2 separate regions of the Homo sapiens genome follow, and region 1 is linked to region 2. Evidence: chromatin loops called from intact Hi-C (ENCODE). Cell type or tissue: thyroid gland. All regions are shown on one strand. Each heading gives the region's core, and the rest is flanking DNA. Links, peaks and the distances in the headings are about the cores only.

Region 1 (8,009 bases), core at 1,287-5,286, 340 kb before region 2:
GTGAGCCGAGATCGCACCACTGCACTCCAGCCTGGTGACAGAGTGAGACTCTGTCTCAAAAAAAAAAAAAAAAAAAAAAAAGTCATCAGGAAATGTTGGAAGGGTCTTAAGCAATAAGGGTCTTTGTTAAAGGAAAACCCTTCACTCTTTTTCTCATCTAAAGCAATAGAAGCATTCATTTTAGAGGACCAGGTCTCCCATCATCCACTGCTATATAAATTCTCAGTGCGGAATTTTTCCAATCTATTTAGTACAGAAAGAGAGACACCAACCCTCCTGGGACTGGAGGAAGCAGAGAGGACTGATTTTCTTCTAAGCCGTGGTGTTGCTGTATCTCAAAACCCATCTTCCTGTAACCTTGAAGGCTAACTTTCCAACATTATGCTTCACTGGAATCATTCTAATGTAAAGCCTGTGAGTGATTATCTCACACTGTGAGCACAAAGATTGTTTAAACTTGAAGCTGTTCTTCATGTCCCTTAGCCAAGAGGCAACCTCCTTCGCCTTTAAATTCATAAGAGCCGCAGAGCTGATTCCTTTTTTGTGCCAAAGGAGTTGCCTTTAATGATTACCTCTGAAAAACCAAAGCAGATGATTTTTTTTCACAGTTCCCTTCAAAGCACGCCAATCCTGGCCCTGCTAGAATTCATTCCTTCAAGGTCTGAATCCCTGTAGCCTACCCAGTTATGCCTCTCTTCACAGTCTGGGACCCCCAGGAGCATCCTGGCTTTCTGGCCAGGCAGGTTATTACAACTGCATTCAGTCCATCTGTCTAGAATGATTAAAAAAATAGTAATAAAATAAGTGGTTCACACTAATTTAGGTACCAAACTCTACAAAGTTCTATTCCTGTGAAATGTGTGGTATTATCTCCATTTTGCACATAAAATACTGATGTTGAGATTATTTGGCACTTTGCCTGGAGAGGATTACCAGCATAGATCTGTCTTAATTCCCATAATATATAGGATGAAACTGAAGATCTGAAAGAGACTCATTGTCCCCAAATCACACAGTACTTGGATGTGCCAATTCAGAGTGGGAGGGCCAGACTTCAACCCAGGTCTTTTTTTTATTGTTAATTTTTAATTTTTGTGGGTACATAGTGGGTATACATGTTTATGGGGTACATGAGATATTCTGATACAGGCATGCAATGCATAATAATCACATTGGGGTAAATGGGGTGTCCATTACCTCAAGCATTTATCGTTCTTTGTGTTACAAACAATCCAGTTATACTCCTTTAGTTATTTTTAAATGTACAATAAATTATTATTGACTGTAGTCACCTTGCTGTGCAATCAAATACTATACATATATATATATATATATTTTTTTTTTTTTTTTTTTTTTGAGACGGAGTCTCGCTCTGTCAGCCAGGCTGGAGTGTAGTGGTGTGATCTTGGCTCACTGCAACCTCCGCCTCCTGGGTTCAAGCAATTCTCTGCCTCAGCCTCCCGAGTAGCTGGGATTACAGTTGCTCGCCTCCATGCCTGGCTAATTTTTTTGTATTTTTAGTAGAGATGGGGTTTCACCATCTTGGCCAGGCTGGTCTTGAACTCCTGACCTGGTGATCCACCCGCCTTGGCCTCCCAAAGTGCTGGGATTACAGGCATGAGCCACTGCGCCCGGCCAAATACTATATTTTATTCATTCTATCTAACTATATTTTTGTACCCATTAACCATCCCCCTTTCTCCCCTGCCACACTATCTTTCCCAACTATGCTTCCCTTCCCTGGTAGCCATTGTCCTACTTTCTATCTCCATGAGTTCAGTCATTTTAATTTTTAGCTCCCACAAATACATGACAACATGTAAAGGTTGCCTTTCTGTGCCTGGCTTATTTCATTTAACATAATGACCTCAAGTTCCATTCATGTTGTTGCAAAGGACAGGATCCCATTCTTTTTTATGGCTGACTAGTACTCCATTGAGTGTATGTACCACATTTTCTTTATCCATTCATCTGTTGATGGACACTTAGGTTGCTTCTAAATTGTGCTGCAATAAACATGGGAGTACAGATACCTCTTCCATGTACTGATTTCCTTTCTTTTGGGTATGTACCTAGCAGTGAGATTGCTGGGTCATATAAATATATTTATATTTTATATTTTATATATTTATATTATATAAGCATACTTATAAACATATATACAATAAATATTTCTGGAATATTCTATGAATGAATGGGTGAATAAACCTTGAATGCAATGCTTCAACCACTTCACATTTTTAATTAAACTATTAATTTTGAAGTAATTATTTATTCATATACAGTTATAAGAAATCATAGAGAAATTATACCTTTTACTCAGAGTCCTCAATGATATTATTAATAATTTCCATTTCCACCAACAGTGTATGAGGGTTCTCTTTTCTCCATATCCTTACCAGTATTTGTTATTGTCTGTCTTTTGGATAAAAGCCATTTTAACCGAGGTGAAATAATATGTCATTGTAGGTTTGATTTGCATTTCTCTGATGATAATGTTCAGCATTGTATCATATACCTGTTGGTCATTTGTTTGTCTTCTTTTGAGAAATGTCTGTTCAGATCTTTTGCCCATTTTAAAATCAGTATTTTTTTCCTGTGGAGTTTGAGCTTCTTATATATTTTGGTTATTAATCACTTGCCAGATGGGTAGTTTGCAAATATTTTCTCCCATTCTGTGGGTTCCATATTCACTTTATTGGCTGTTTCCTATGCTGTGCAGAAGCTTTTTAACTTGATGTGATCCCATTTGTCCACTTTTGCTTTGGTTGCCTGTGCTTGTGGGATATTACTCAAGAAATCTGGCTGGGTACAGTGGCTCACGCCTGTAATCCCAGCACTTTGGGAGGCCAAGGTGGGCAGATCACCTGAGGTCAGGAGTTTGAGACCAGCCTGGTCAACATGGTGAAACCCTGGACCCTACTAAAAATACAAAATTAGTCAGGTGTGGTGGAGCACACCTGTAATCCCAGCTAGTCAGGAGGCTGAGGCAGGAGAATCGCTTGAACCCAGGATGCAGAGGTTACAGTAAGCCAAGATTGTGCCATTGCACTCCAGCCTGGGTGACAAGAGTGAAACTCCATCTCAAAAAAAAAAAAAAAAAAAAGAAGTCTTTGTCCAGTCCAATGTCCTGCAGAGTTTCTCCCAATGTTTTCTTGTAGTACTTTGATAGTCTAAAGTCTTAGATTTAAGTCTGTAATCCATTTTGATTTTTTATATAGTGAGAGATAGGGGTCTAGTTTTGTTCTTCTGCATATGGATATCCAGTTTTCCCAGCACCATTTACTGAAGAGACTGTCCTTTTTCTAATGTATGCCTTTGGCACCTTTGTCGAAAATGAGTTCACTGTAGATATATAGATTTGTTTCTGGGTTCTCTATTCTGTTCCATTGGACTATGTGTCTGTTTTTATGCCAGTGTCATGCTGTGTTGGTTACTATGGCTCTGTAAATCAAGTAATGTGATTCCTCCAGTTTTATTCTTTTTGCTCAGGATAGCTTTGGCTTTTCTGTGCCTTTTGTGGTTTCATGTACATTTTTAGGACTGTCTTTTCTATTTCTGTGAAGAATGTCATTGGTATTTTGATGAGGATTGCATTGAACCTGTAGATTGCTTTGGGTAGTATGGACTTTTTTTTTTTTTTTTTTTTTTTTGAGACGGAGTCTCGCTCTGTCGCCCAGGCTGGAGTGCAGTGGCGCAATCTCGGCTCACTGCAAGCTCCGCCTCCCGGGTTCCTGAGCCATTCTCCTGCCTCAGCCTCCTGAGTAGCTGGAACTACAGGCGCCTGCCACCCCGCCTGGCTAATTTTTTGTATTTTTAGTAGAGACGGGGTTTCACCGTGTTAGCCAGGATGGTCTCAATCTCCTGACCTCGTGATCCACCTGCCTCGGCCTCCCAAAGTGCTGGGATTACAGGCATGAGCCACCGCGCCCGGCCAGTATGGACATTTTAACAGTATTGATTCTTCCAATCCATGTACCTGCAAACCCAGGTTTTAGACTGCCAAACCTAGGTCATTTTCACAAGATTGTGATTTTGTCCTGTAGACAAAATCTGCATTTTTTTGAGAAATGCATAGATCTGAGAATCATTGTAAATTTTTAACTTCAAGAATGGATCTTTTCTTGCTCTTTCCTCCCTCCCTAAAGCCTGCATTTTCTCCACAGGTTCTTGCTCTATCACCCAGGCTGGAGTGCAGTGGTACAATCATGACTCACTGCAGCCTTGACCTCCCAGGCTCAGGTGATCCTCCCACCTCAGCCTCCCAAGTAGCTGGGATTACAGGTGCATGCCACCACACCCAGCTAATTTTTTGTATTTCTTGTAGAGACAGGATTTTGCCATGTTGCCCGGGCTAATCTAAAAGTCTTGGGCTCAAGTGATCCACCCACCTTGGCCTTCCAAAGTGCTGGGATTACAGGTGTGAGCCACTGTGCCTGGCCAAAATACAACCTTATCTAAGTGCTAGGTGTTTTGCTAGGCTCACCCCCATATCTAAGCCTATTCTTAGGCTATTATCCAAGTGGGAGTCTCTGCAAAGTCACCTATCTTCCAGGGCCTTGTTTGCTGCCACCTCCTCCACGAAGCCCTCCTGATCATACCAGACCACATGCCTCATCATGTTTCTCTCTCACACACAGTTTTTGTAGGTAGCATTAACATATAATACTTTCTGTCTTCTTTCTATCCTCTCTACCAGAAGCAACTTCTACTCCAAGGTATGCACTGCTGGCCAGAATCCAGGAATTCTGGCTGTGATGGTCTTGTCCTCATACATCTCAGAGCTGCTAGTTTTGTATTTAGAATCTTCTAACTGTTCATTGACATTTGAAAGCTGTTACTTGTCTTTCTTTAGGAAGTCCCCTTGGGCACCCAGCTCACAATCTTCTCCAGCTAAATCTGGATGCAGCCTGTGATTTCAACCCCCTTTGGAGGTCCTGTCCATAATACTTCATCTTCCTCATTTCCAGGAACTGCCAACCCTCCACTATAATCCTGTGGCCTCACCTTGGAGCTTATCGTTGGAAACTCTTTCACAACCATAGGTCTCAAGTCCCAGATCCCACTCTTGGGGCATAATGGCCATTACTTCATTTATTTTCATTCCCTAATAAACAGATTTTCTCTTCAATTTCTTCAAAACCTTGGTTCCCTTGATTCCTCCACTGTCTATAACATCTTAGCTTCCTTCTAGTCATATTTCCTCAAGTACCTGGATCCTTTGTCCTCCCATCAAACCCACCCTACAACTTCAATATGGATATTCCATCAGACTGCTGAGGGATGCTGTGTAACCACAACTGTGCAGACTAAGCCAGTTTAAGCTTGTGGCAACCATTCTTAGTTGGGCCCTTAATTAGGCCAGGCAACCTTTTAAATGTTCTTGATCAGCTTCCTCTCTCATTTTTCTCAACAGCTTTTGGAGGCCTTCATCACTTTTTCCCAACTCTTTACCAAATTCCCACTCTGCTTGTCCAGCAGACACCTGATCTTCCCTTCAGAGCAAACAGGCCATCATGGCACCCTCCCTTACTTTATTGGCCCACTCTGTAAGCTCCCTTCATCCTCATTTCCTTCCAGTCTCCAATGAAAAGCTGTCCCTCTGCTCTAAGTTAGCCCAACCATCTGCTCACCTGATCCCATCCAGCCCTAGAAAGCACACACTCAACTTTGCTTCTCTATCCCTCTCCTCTTTACTGCCAAGCATCTAGGAAAATTAACTTACATATGCGTTCCATGCTTGTCTCCTCCCTCTTGTTCTTAAAGTCACCTCTGTGCAAGGTCTGTTCCCATCACTCGTTGAAAAGTCCTCAGCAAATGTCAGCCATGACCTTTGTATACAGTGTGCTCTTCATTTCCCTTCTTTCCTGGCCTTTCCATAACATTTTCGACATTGCGAATCCTGCTCTCCCACACTCTGCTGATTCTTCCACTTCTCTCATTTTCCCTTCTCAGTTCACACCACTGGCTTCTTTTTCTTTGCTGTGTTCATAAATAGTGTTTCACTAGGATTCTATCCTGAGCCCTTTTCTCTTCTTACCTTTCCTGGCCAACTGTTTCTACTGACATGGATTTTACTATATTGAACCATGACTAAATTGTTATTTTCAGCCTAGACTTTTTGCCAAGCTCCAGGCACCTATATATTCAAAAATCCACCCAAAGTTTCACTTGAATGTCTAAAACAGGAATTCATTTTCTTCTTTAATTTATTTCTTCAGTTCCTATCTCAAAAATGATTATGATTATGGTGATAATATTTACTAATTCCTTACTATGTGCCAGGCACTGTTCTAATCACTTTATGGATATTGACTTTAGTTGTCACAGGAATACTATAAGGTAGGTATTATTCTCACTTTACAAGAGAGGAAATAAACACAAACTTAGTATTTCAGTGAGTGACATTGTCCTTCACCTGAATACCCAGTTCAGAGACCCAAAAAGAATCTAGATTTTTCTTCCTCCTTCTTTATGTTTAATCCAGCATCAAATCTCTTTGACTCTTCCATTTGAGTTTCTCTGGCTTGATTCCATCTTCTCTATTTATTGTTCTCCAGAATCTGTGCCCTTGCCTTAATTCAGGCCCTCATCATTGCTCAACAGATTCTTAAAATAGTGTCCTAACTGATCTTCACACCTTCAATCTTAGCTCTCTGCACCCCCAATACAATCATTCCCCACTCTCTTCCAGAGTGGTCTTTCTGCAGTGCAAACTTGATCCCAGTACTGTGCTACATAAAGTCTTTCTGTGGCTCCCCTCACCTACCTCATAGCTCTGTCTGCACGGCACTCAAGACACCCACGTACCCTCATCTGCTGCCCACTGCATGGCATTTCAGCTTCATCTCCTACGCTTCCCTACTTTCACTTCAGATATTCCATATACCTCCCTGAATGCCAAGTGCAAAAACTTTACTTACGCACTTTTCTCTGCCTGGAATATCCCCTACCATTTCTTTGAACTATTCATACTTCAACAGTGCTGTCTTACATGACAGCCATTAGCCATATGTGGCTACAAGCACTTGTCGTTAATCTGAATTAAGGTGTGTCGTGTTGTTAAGTGGAAACATGGAATTTTGAGACATAGTATGAAAAAAGTATAAAATGTATCAATAATTTTATACTGATTTTACATTGAAAAGATAATATTTTGGATACATTGAGTTAAATAAAATATATTATTAAAGTTTTTTTCTGTTTCTACCTTTTTAATGTGGCTACATTACAATTACACATGTGGCTTGAATTTGAGGCTCATGATATATTTTAATTAAACAACAATCTTTCAAAATCCTTACCCAGTAAACTTAACCAATGAGGCAAAATAACTGTACACTGAAAACTACAAAATGCTGCTGAGAAATTAAGGAAGACATAAATAAGTGAAAAGACATGCCATGTTCATGGATTGGAAGACTTAATATCATTAACATGAAAATACTAATTAAAGTTATATACAGGTTTACTGCAATCCCTATCAAAATCTCAATATCATTTTTGGCAGACCTAAAAAGATCCTAAAACTGGTATGGAATCTCAGTAAGCCCTGAATAGCCAAAACAATCTTGAAAAAAAAAAAAAAAAAAAGAGAACAAAGTTGGAGGTCTCAAACTTCCTGATTTCAAAACTTCCTGATTTCAAAGCTACAATAATTCAAACAATGTGGTACTGGCATAAAGACAGACATACAGACCAATGGAGTGAAATAGCCGAAAAAAAAAAAAAAACTCTCATATATACGGTCAACTGATCTTCAACAGGGGAGCCAAGACCATTCAATGGGGAAAGGATAGTTTCTTCAACAAATGGTGCTAGGAAGACTGGATATCTACACATAAAAGAATGAAACTGGGCATTTATCTTCTACAATACACAAAAATTAACTCGAAGTATATTAAAGACCTAAATGTAAGTTTTATAGCTAAAACTATAAAACTCTTAAAAGAAAATATAGAGGAAAAGCTTCATGACACTGGATTTGGCAATGATTTATTGGATACGAC
Region 2 (8,009 bases), core at 1,699-5,698:
ATACATTTGACTTCCTTATCGTATCCATAAGCATTATCATTACTTGCCCTTGGAAGGCTTTAAGCAGTACCCTTTTCTAGTATAAAGCCTGAAAGCACTATGCTTATTATCAGCAGTCTTTTTCTATTGTGGCATTTTATTTTGTAGGAATAACTACTGGAGCTTCAAGCACAGGCTGCTAGGAATGGGAAGAAAACGAATTTGAGAGGCACTGTGCAAAAGACAACAGGTGTGACTTGCTGCCTGTGGAGGAGGGTGAAGGGGAAGAAAGCGTCAAAGACATTCTGAAGGTTCAAGCCTGTATGACTGGGAAGATGGGGACACTTGCAAAATGTAGGAAGATAAGAGATGCCACCACTTGGAAGGAGACGGGGGAATGATGAGACAATCTCGATGTTCCTAACTGCATACCCCAGCAGAGGCCTTTTAAAAGCCTCGCTGTGCTGAAACGGATGAAAAATCCTGTCCACTGCTTAGTACTATTTGATTCACGTTGGCTGCCAAACAGATTATCACAAAATGTAGTGGCATAAAGCCACCATTTATTATACTCACAGATTCTGTGGGTCAGGAATTCAGACAGGGCACAGCAGGGACAGCTTTTCTCTGAAGTCTGGGGTCTCTACTAGAGAGCTTGAAGGCTGGACGCTGGAAGCATCTGAAGACCAGCCTATTCTTGTGTCTGGAGGTCAAGGCTGGCTGTCAGCTTGAGGCCTTAGTTTTTCTCCATATGGGTGAATCTGGGCTTCTCACAGTGTGGTAGCTGACTTCCCCAGAGCAATTGTCTAACCCCAGCTCTTGAAAAAAGTGAGTCAGCTAGAAGCTGTATCATAACCTAGCTTAGAAAGTTACAAACCATGGCCTCTGTTGTCCTTGTTTGGTTGGAGCAGTCGTAAGTCCCACCCAGTCTCATAGAATGGAACATAGGCCCCACCTCTTGGTGAGAGGACTGCAAAAGTCACATTGTAAGAAAAGCATGTAGGGGTGACATCCATGAACAGGGAAGAATAAGGAACATCAAAAGTCCCTCCAAAAAAGCAATAAATAAACTGGCAAAAACTGCCAGAATCAACTTTTTTAGAATTCTAGAACCTAAGCAAAAGCTTACAGCAACCAGGAGGACTTAATCAAGAAAGACTAACTACTTTTGCAAAAATTATGAGTGAGGGAAATCTAACATAACTGACTCCATCTTCCTTCTAACCTCACAAGCTGTCTTTGCTCATTCCAGGCTAACTATAGGAGGAATTTTGTATTTACTTTTATTTTTATTTTTTGAGACAGGGTTTCACTCTGTCACCCAGGCTGGAGTGCAGTGACACACTCATGGCTCACTGCAGCTTCGACCTCCCAACCTCAAGCAATCCTACTGTCTCAGCCTCCTGAGTAGCTGGGACTACAGGCACATAACCACCATGCCCAGCTAATTTTTGTTTTGTTTTCTTTTGTTTTGATAGATGGGGTTTCATCATATTACCCAGGCTGGTCTTGAACTCCTGGTCTTGAGTGATCCTCCCACCTTGGCCTCCCAAAGTGCTGGGATTACAGGTGTGAGCCACCGTGCCTGGCCTACGAATTTATAGTTTAATGTTAAAACAAAAATGAAAATAGTTCCTTCTCATAACTAACCCCCTCCTTGCTCAGGACCAAAACTGCTTTTGTAAAACTAACCAAAGGCCTCAAGCTTAGAAATGTGATAGGGCCCTGAATTCTGCTAAGATGTAGGCACAAACTCTAATCAGCCATTGTTTCTTCTGCTAAGATGTAGGCAGAGTTAAACTCTAACCAGTCATTGTTTTATAACTTGACTGTTTAAAACTACTTGGCCCGGCACGGTGGCTCATGCCTATAATCCCAGCACTTTGGGAAGCTGAGGTGGGTGGATCACGAGGTCAGGAGTTCAAAACCAGCCTGGCCAAGATGGTGAAACCCCATCTCTACTAAAAATACAAAAAAATTAGCCGGGTGTGGTTGTGGGTGCCTGTAATCCCAGCTACTCGGGAGGCTGAGGCAGAGAATTGCTTGAACCTGGGAGGTGAAGGTTGCAGTGAGCCGAGATGGCACCACAGCACTCCAGCCTGGGCTATAGAGTGAGACTCCATCTAAAAAAAAAAAAAAAACTCTTTACTACTCAGAAGTCACATAGCCACTGGTCACAAGATTTGTAACTTCCCCCAAATGCCCCTGTGGATAACATCACTGTTATAAAACCTAAGACTGATGTTTGAGATATTTTTCAGATTTGAATTTCGTATGGACCAACTGGCACCACCCATTAAAAAAAGTTGCACCCAGATATCAACTCAGCAAAAGAATAGCAACCCCCTATGATTTCATCCTTGACCCAACCCATCAGCATTACTCATTCCCTAGCCTCCTGCCCACCAAACTATCCTTGAAAAACCCTAGTCCCCGAATTCTCAGGGAGGTGGATTTGAGAATTATTTCCCGTCCATCTGCTTGGTGGGCCCTGTGATAATGAAATTATTTGCTGCAACACTCTTGCTGCTCTTAGTGCATTAGCTTTTCTGGGCAGTGGGCAAGAAGAACCCAGCTGGGCAATTACAAAACTACCTGAATCTCAGCAAAAGCTCAGGAAGCTCTGTGGTGATTTAAGTTACCCTCCTTCTAACTCCCACTCCTGTGCTCAGTGATGATGGCCTTGAAGGTAAGAGCCCAGGTTTCTAGCACAGGTAAGAATGCCAGAGGGAGCAGAATAATGGATCTCATTCACAAAGAATTGTGGTCATTCGTTTTGAGCTGTGCGTTTGTCTGCTTGGGCTGCTGTAACAAAATGCTACAGACTGGGTGGCTTAAACGACAGAAATGTATTCTCTTACAGTTCTGGAAGCTCAAAGTCCAAGATCAAGGTTCTGGCAGATTTGGCTTTTAGTGAAGGCTCCTCCTGGCTTGTAGATGCCACCTTCTCAGTGTGTCCTCACATGGTGGAGAGTTCTCTGGTGTCTCCTCCTCCTTTTATAAGGCCACCAATCCATTGGATTAGGGCCCACCCTTATTAACTCATTTAATCTTCATTGCCTCCCAAAGGCCTTATCTCCAAATATAGTCACATTGGGGCTTAGCTAGGGCCTCAATATATGAATTTGTGGGAACACGATTAAGTCCATAGCAACGTATCTGGTGGCTCCTTAGCTGAATGGGCTTACTATTATCTTGCCTAACTTGGAACTCTGCCAGTTCTGAGGCAGCTACCAGGGTCCTTTGATGAAAAGTTAAAGGCAAATGTATTAATCACAACCCTGGAACAATGGAAAACAGCTGGAGCCAACAGCAGTCTAACCAAAACGCTTGACAGAAAAGGCTAGTGATGCTTTGGTGAACAAGGGCTTTGAAAAGCTCTGACATTCTTGGTGTTATGGGTTGAAATATGTATCCCCCCCACCCCAAAGATATGCTGCATCCTAATTCCCAGTACATCAGAGTGCAACCTTATTTGGAAATAGAATCACTGCAGATGTAGTTAGTTGAGATCATACTGGTTTAGGGTAGGCCCTTCCTCTAATATGACTGGTGTGCTCATAAAATAGCCTTGTGAAGACATAGACACACAGGAAAAAATGCCATGTGAAGACAGAAGTAGAAATTGGAGTCACGCATTTATGACCCAAGCAATGGCCTGGCTTGTCAGCTGTCACCAGAAGCTAGGTGGAATGGAACAGATTCTCGCTTAGTGCCTCCATAAGGCACCAACTCTGCCAACACCTTGATTTCAGACTTCTAGCATCTAGAACTTTGGGAGGCTAAGTTTCTTTTGCTTTAAGCCACTCAATTTGCAGTACCTTGCAGCCCTAGGAAACTAATACAATAGTTAAATATTAAAAGACAGTATAAATGTATTTGTTGTTTGCTACTCCTTTTTCTCCTATCTGATTTAAAATACAACTGCATAAAGCAATAGTAATAAATCTATGTTGATGGGTACACAATATATACAGATGTAATTTGTGACAATAACAACTTAAATGGTGGAGAATGGAGTTATGTGGAGCAAAGTTTTGTATACTATTCAAACTAAAGTGGTAGTGGCCAGGCACAGTGGCTCCCGCCTGTAATCCCAGCTACTAGGGAGGCTGAGGCACAAGAACGGCCTGAACCCGGGAGGGGGAGGCTGCAGTGAGCTGAGATCATGCCACTGTGCTCCAGCCTGGGGGACAGAGTGAGACTCCATCTTAAAACAAACAAACAAAAACTAAGGTGGTATTAATCAGAACTAGAATGTTATAAATATATGTTAATTGTACCCTCAGGGGAAATCACTAAAAAAAAATTCAAAAATATATATTAAAAGAGATGACAATGCTGGGCATGGTAGCTCACGCCTGTAATCCCAGCACTTCGGGAGGCCAAGGCAGGCAGATTACCTGAGGTCAGGAGTTCGAGACCAGCCTGGCCAACATGGCAAAACCCCATCTCCACTAAAATTACAAAAATTAGTCAGGTGTGGTGGTGCACACCTGTAGCCCTAGCTACTCGTGAGGTTGAAGCACGAGAATCGCCTGAACCTGGGAGGTGGAGGTTGCAGTGAGCTGAGATTGCACCACTGCGCTCCAGCCTGGGTGACAGAGCGAGACTCCGTCTCAAAAAAAAAAAAAAAAAAAAAAAAAAAAAAAATACATATATATATATATAGAAATCAAATAGCAAAATGGCAGAATTAAGTGCTTGTCAGTAATTATATGTCAATGGCTTAAACTCTTCAATTAAAAGGCAGAGGCTGGCATAATGAATTGAAAACATAATCCATTACATACTACCTATAAAAGACACATTTTGGATTCAGGACAGAAATAAATAGAAAGAGGATGGTAAAAGAAATTCGGCCGGGCTGTAATCCTAACACTTTGGGAGACCAAGGCAGGCAGATAGCTTGAGCCCAGGAGTTTGAGACCAGCCTGGGCAATAGAGTGAGACCTCATCTCTACAAAAATACAAAAATTAGCTAGGTGTGAGGTCGCACACCTGTGGTCCCAGCTACTCAGGAGGCTAAGGTGGGAGGATCGCTTGAGCCTGGGAGATTGAGGCAGTAAGCTATGATCTTGCCACTGCACTCCAGCCTGGGGCCCCGGAGTGACACCCTGACTCAAAAAAAAAAAAAAAAGATATTCCATGTAAATAGAGGGTGAAGTGGCTACAGTAATACCAGACAAAATAGACTTTAAGACAAAAACTGTTACAAGAGACAAAGAAGGACATTATAATGTTAAAGAAGCTAGCAAGAAGCTATAACAATTATAAACATATACACACCTTACAACAGGGCAGCAAAATAGATGAAGCTAAAGAGAATTGAAGAAAAGAATAGACAATTTAACAAAAGAGAGGGAGCATTCAATACTTCACATTCAATAATAGAGCAACTGGACAGAATGTAAACAAGGAAACAGAAGATTCAAACAACACTACAAACCAACTAGACCTAATAGACATACACGCAGAACACTCCACCCAATAACAGCAGAATTTAAATTCTTCTCCAGTGCACAAAGAATATTCTCCAGGATAGACTATAAGTTAGGCCATGAAAAGTCTTGTTAAATTTTAAAAGATCAAAATCATACAAAGTATGTTCTCTAAGTATAGGGGAATGATATTAGAAATCAGTAACAGAAGGACATTTGGAAAATTCACAATATGTGGAAATTAAACACTTAAACAACCAATGGGTGAAGGAAGAAATCACAAAGGAAATTAGAAAATATATTGAGACACATGAAAACAAAAACACAACATACCTCAACCTATGGGATACAGTGAAAATAATGCTCGGAGGGAAACTCAGAGCTGTAAATGCCTACATTAAAAAAAAAAAAAAAGAAAATGGCCGGACACAGTCGCTCACGCCTGGAATCCCAGCACTTTGGGAGGCCGAGGCGAGCTGATCACCTGAGGTGAGGAGTTCAAGACCAGCCTGGCCAATATGGCAAAACCCTGTCTCTACTAAAAATACAAAAACTAGCCAGGCGTGGTGACAGGTGCCTGTAGTTCCAGCTACTTGGGAGGCTGAGGCAGGAGAATCGCTTGAACCCAGGAGGCGGAGGTTGCAGTGAGCTGAGATTGCACTACTGCACTCCAGCCTGGGCAACAGAGCGAGACTCCATCTCAAAAAAAAAAAGAAAAAAAAAACTCACAAAGCAATTACATAAGTTTCCACATTAAGGAACTAGAAAAAGAAATGCAAATTAAACCCAAAGCAAGCAGAAGGAAATACGATTAGAGTGGAAATAAACAAAATAGAGAATCAACAAAACCAAATGTTCTTCTTTAAAAAGATCAACAAAATGGATAAATCTTTAGCTAGACCTCATAGGCCCTCCTGACCTCCTCAACTTAATCTTACTTCTGTTCCCACCACTCCACTTAGACTGCAGGGCCACTGCTATTCTCAACTGAATTCTTAGCAGCAATTGATAAATTTGAATAGTTCCTTCTTTAATGGGCTCCCCTGCCACTCTCCTGGTTTTCCTTCCTCAGTGCCCAATACTTTCCCATCTCCTTTGCTGGTTTCTTTGCTTGGCTTGACCTCTAGTGTTGGAGCCTACGGGCTGTTTAGGCTCTCTTCTCTATCAACAGACTCTTCCTAAGCAACCCCATCCCATGGCTTTTAATAGCATCTCTATGCCAGTGAACTCTCAAATCTGATCTCCAGCCAGGCCAGCATTCTGAACTCTAGACTTATATCCAACTGCTCTTCGGTCATGTTGACATCAGGATCTACATTGGCTTTACATTATTATCAGCAGCACTGCTATTTTTCCAGTAGTATCATCTATCCAGTTGCTTAAGCTAAAAATGTAAGAGTTACCCTTTCAAATCCAATCAATCAATAAGTGGTCACTGTCATGTCTAAAACCTATTCTGAATCTTTCCACTTCTATTTCTGCTTTTACCACCCTAAGGCAAGCCACCACCATCCCTTACCTTCATTACTACAACAGCCTTCTCAGACCCAGTAGATTGACTCTCTCAAGTGCCAATTTTACCCCCTAATTGGAGAAGAGATGGAAGTGTTCTGTTTGGAGAGGTTGCAGCAATGGGGCCTGGCATTCCAGAGTCTGGCCAGCGTCGTGGGCATGAGCTACAGTGGCAATGGTAGCAGGCTTCCTGAGCTAACCACTGTGAGGTGTCCTCTAACTCCACAGTCCAGTGGTAGTTGCCCTGACTCTTCTCCCAGTTCTTCCACTGATGTTGTATACACCTAACTCCTTGTGATTTTTGCCTGCAGCACTCAACCCTGATATACTTAACTCACCTTCCTGCATGCAGTCATGCCCACTTATAAACCATTCTCCATTCCATACAGAATTCCTTAAATATGTAAACCACTCAGGTTATCTTCTGCTCAAAGTCCTCCAGGGGCTTTTTACCATACTTAGAATACAATTCAAACTTCTTACTGGAGTACAAAGCACTATCATCTGGCTTCAGCCCACTTCTCTGATGGTATCCAGCCACTGGGCTCTCAATTCCTGAAAAAGGCCAAGCTTTGCCCTAGATCTGTGCTATGCTGTTCCATCTGCATGGAACACCAGTTCTCCTAGTTTCCTACATGTCTTCCATGTCATTTAGATTAGATGTCACCTTCTCATCACCCCTCCTGTAAAGTTATTCTACCCTGTGTTCTCTGCAGAGCGCTTACTAGTATCTAATTTTTTCTTGTCTTAGTCACCATTGTTTCTCTTCTCGAAAAATGTATGCACAATGGGAGTAGAGAGGAACTTTGTCCCCTCATAGCAGATCTGGGATGCAAGGTAAATGCTTAATAAATATTTAAGGAATAAATTTGGGTTGAATTTGTAAGGTAGAAATTTTACTTCTGTCAGTTACTCCAAGTGTTTTAGTAAAAACTCCACGTTATTCTTAAATATTAGGTTGAGGATAATATCACTTTGCCATCTGGGCACAGGTGGTAGGTTAACAAACTTTTGGAATATATTATACTCAACTTTGTACTCGTGGGAATAAAAAAAGCCCTGAAAACAATCCCTTTT

What was found. A loop is a pair of places that touch in the nucleus more often than their neighbours do. Peaks named below come from ENCODE experiments on the same cell type or tissue, not always from the same donor. Only the 100,000 strongest peaks of a DNase experiment are listed, where the experiment ranks them.
Region 1: a loop joins it to region 2, with 5 times the contacts of the local background. A loop is called at or near these places in 40 of 110 quality-filtered maps.

What each region holds. Positions count from the first base shown.
Region 1 is chr4:82,802,747-82,810,755 of GRCh38, reverse strand. No RefSeq gene overlaps it. Among named protein-coding and RNA genes, the nearest start is that of SCD5, 8.0 kb to the right of the region's middle. In thyroid gland, for the core only: no CTCF peak of the experiment used is centred there; no DNase peak of the experiment used is centred there.
Region 2 is chr4:82,462,864-82,470,872 of GRCh38, reverse strand. LOC105377310 (a long non-coding RNA gene) reads right to left here and starts at 1,868. Exons shown (of 3, transcript XR_007058164.1): 1 at 556-1,868. In thyroid gland, for the core only: no CTCF peak of the experiment used is centred there; no DNase peak of the experiment used is centred there.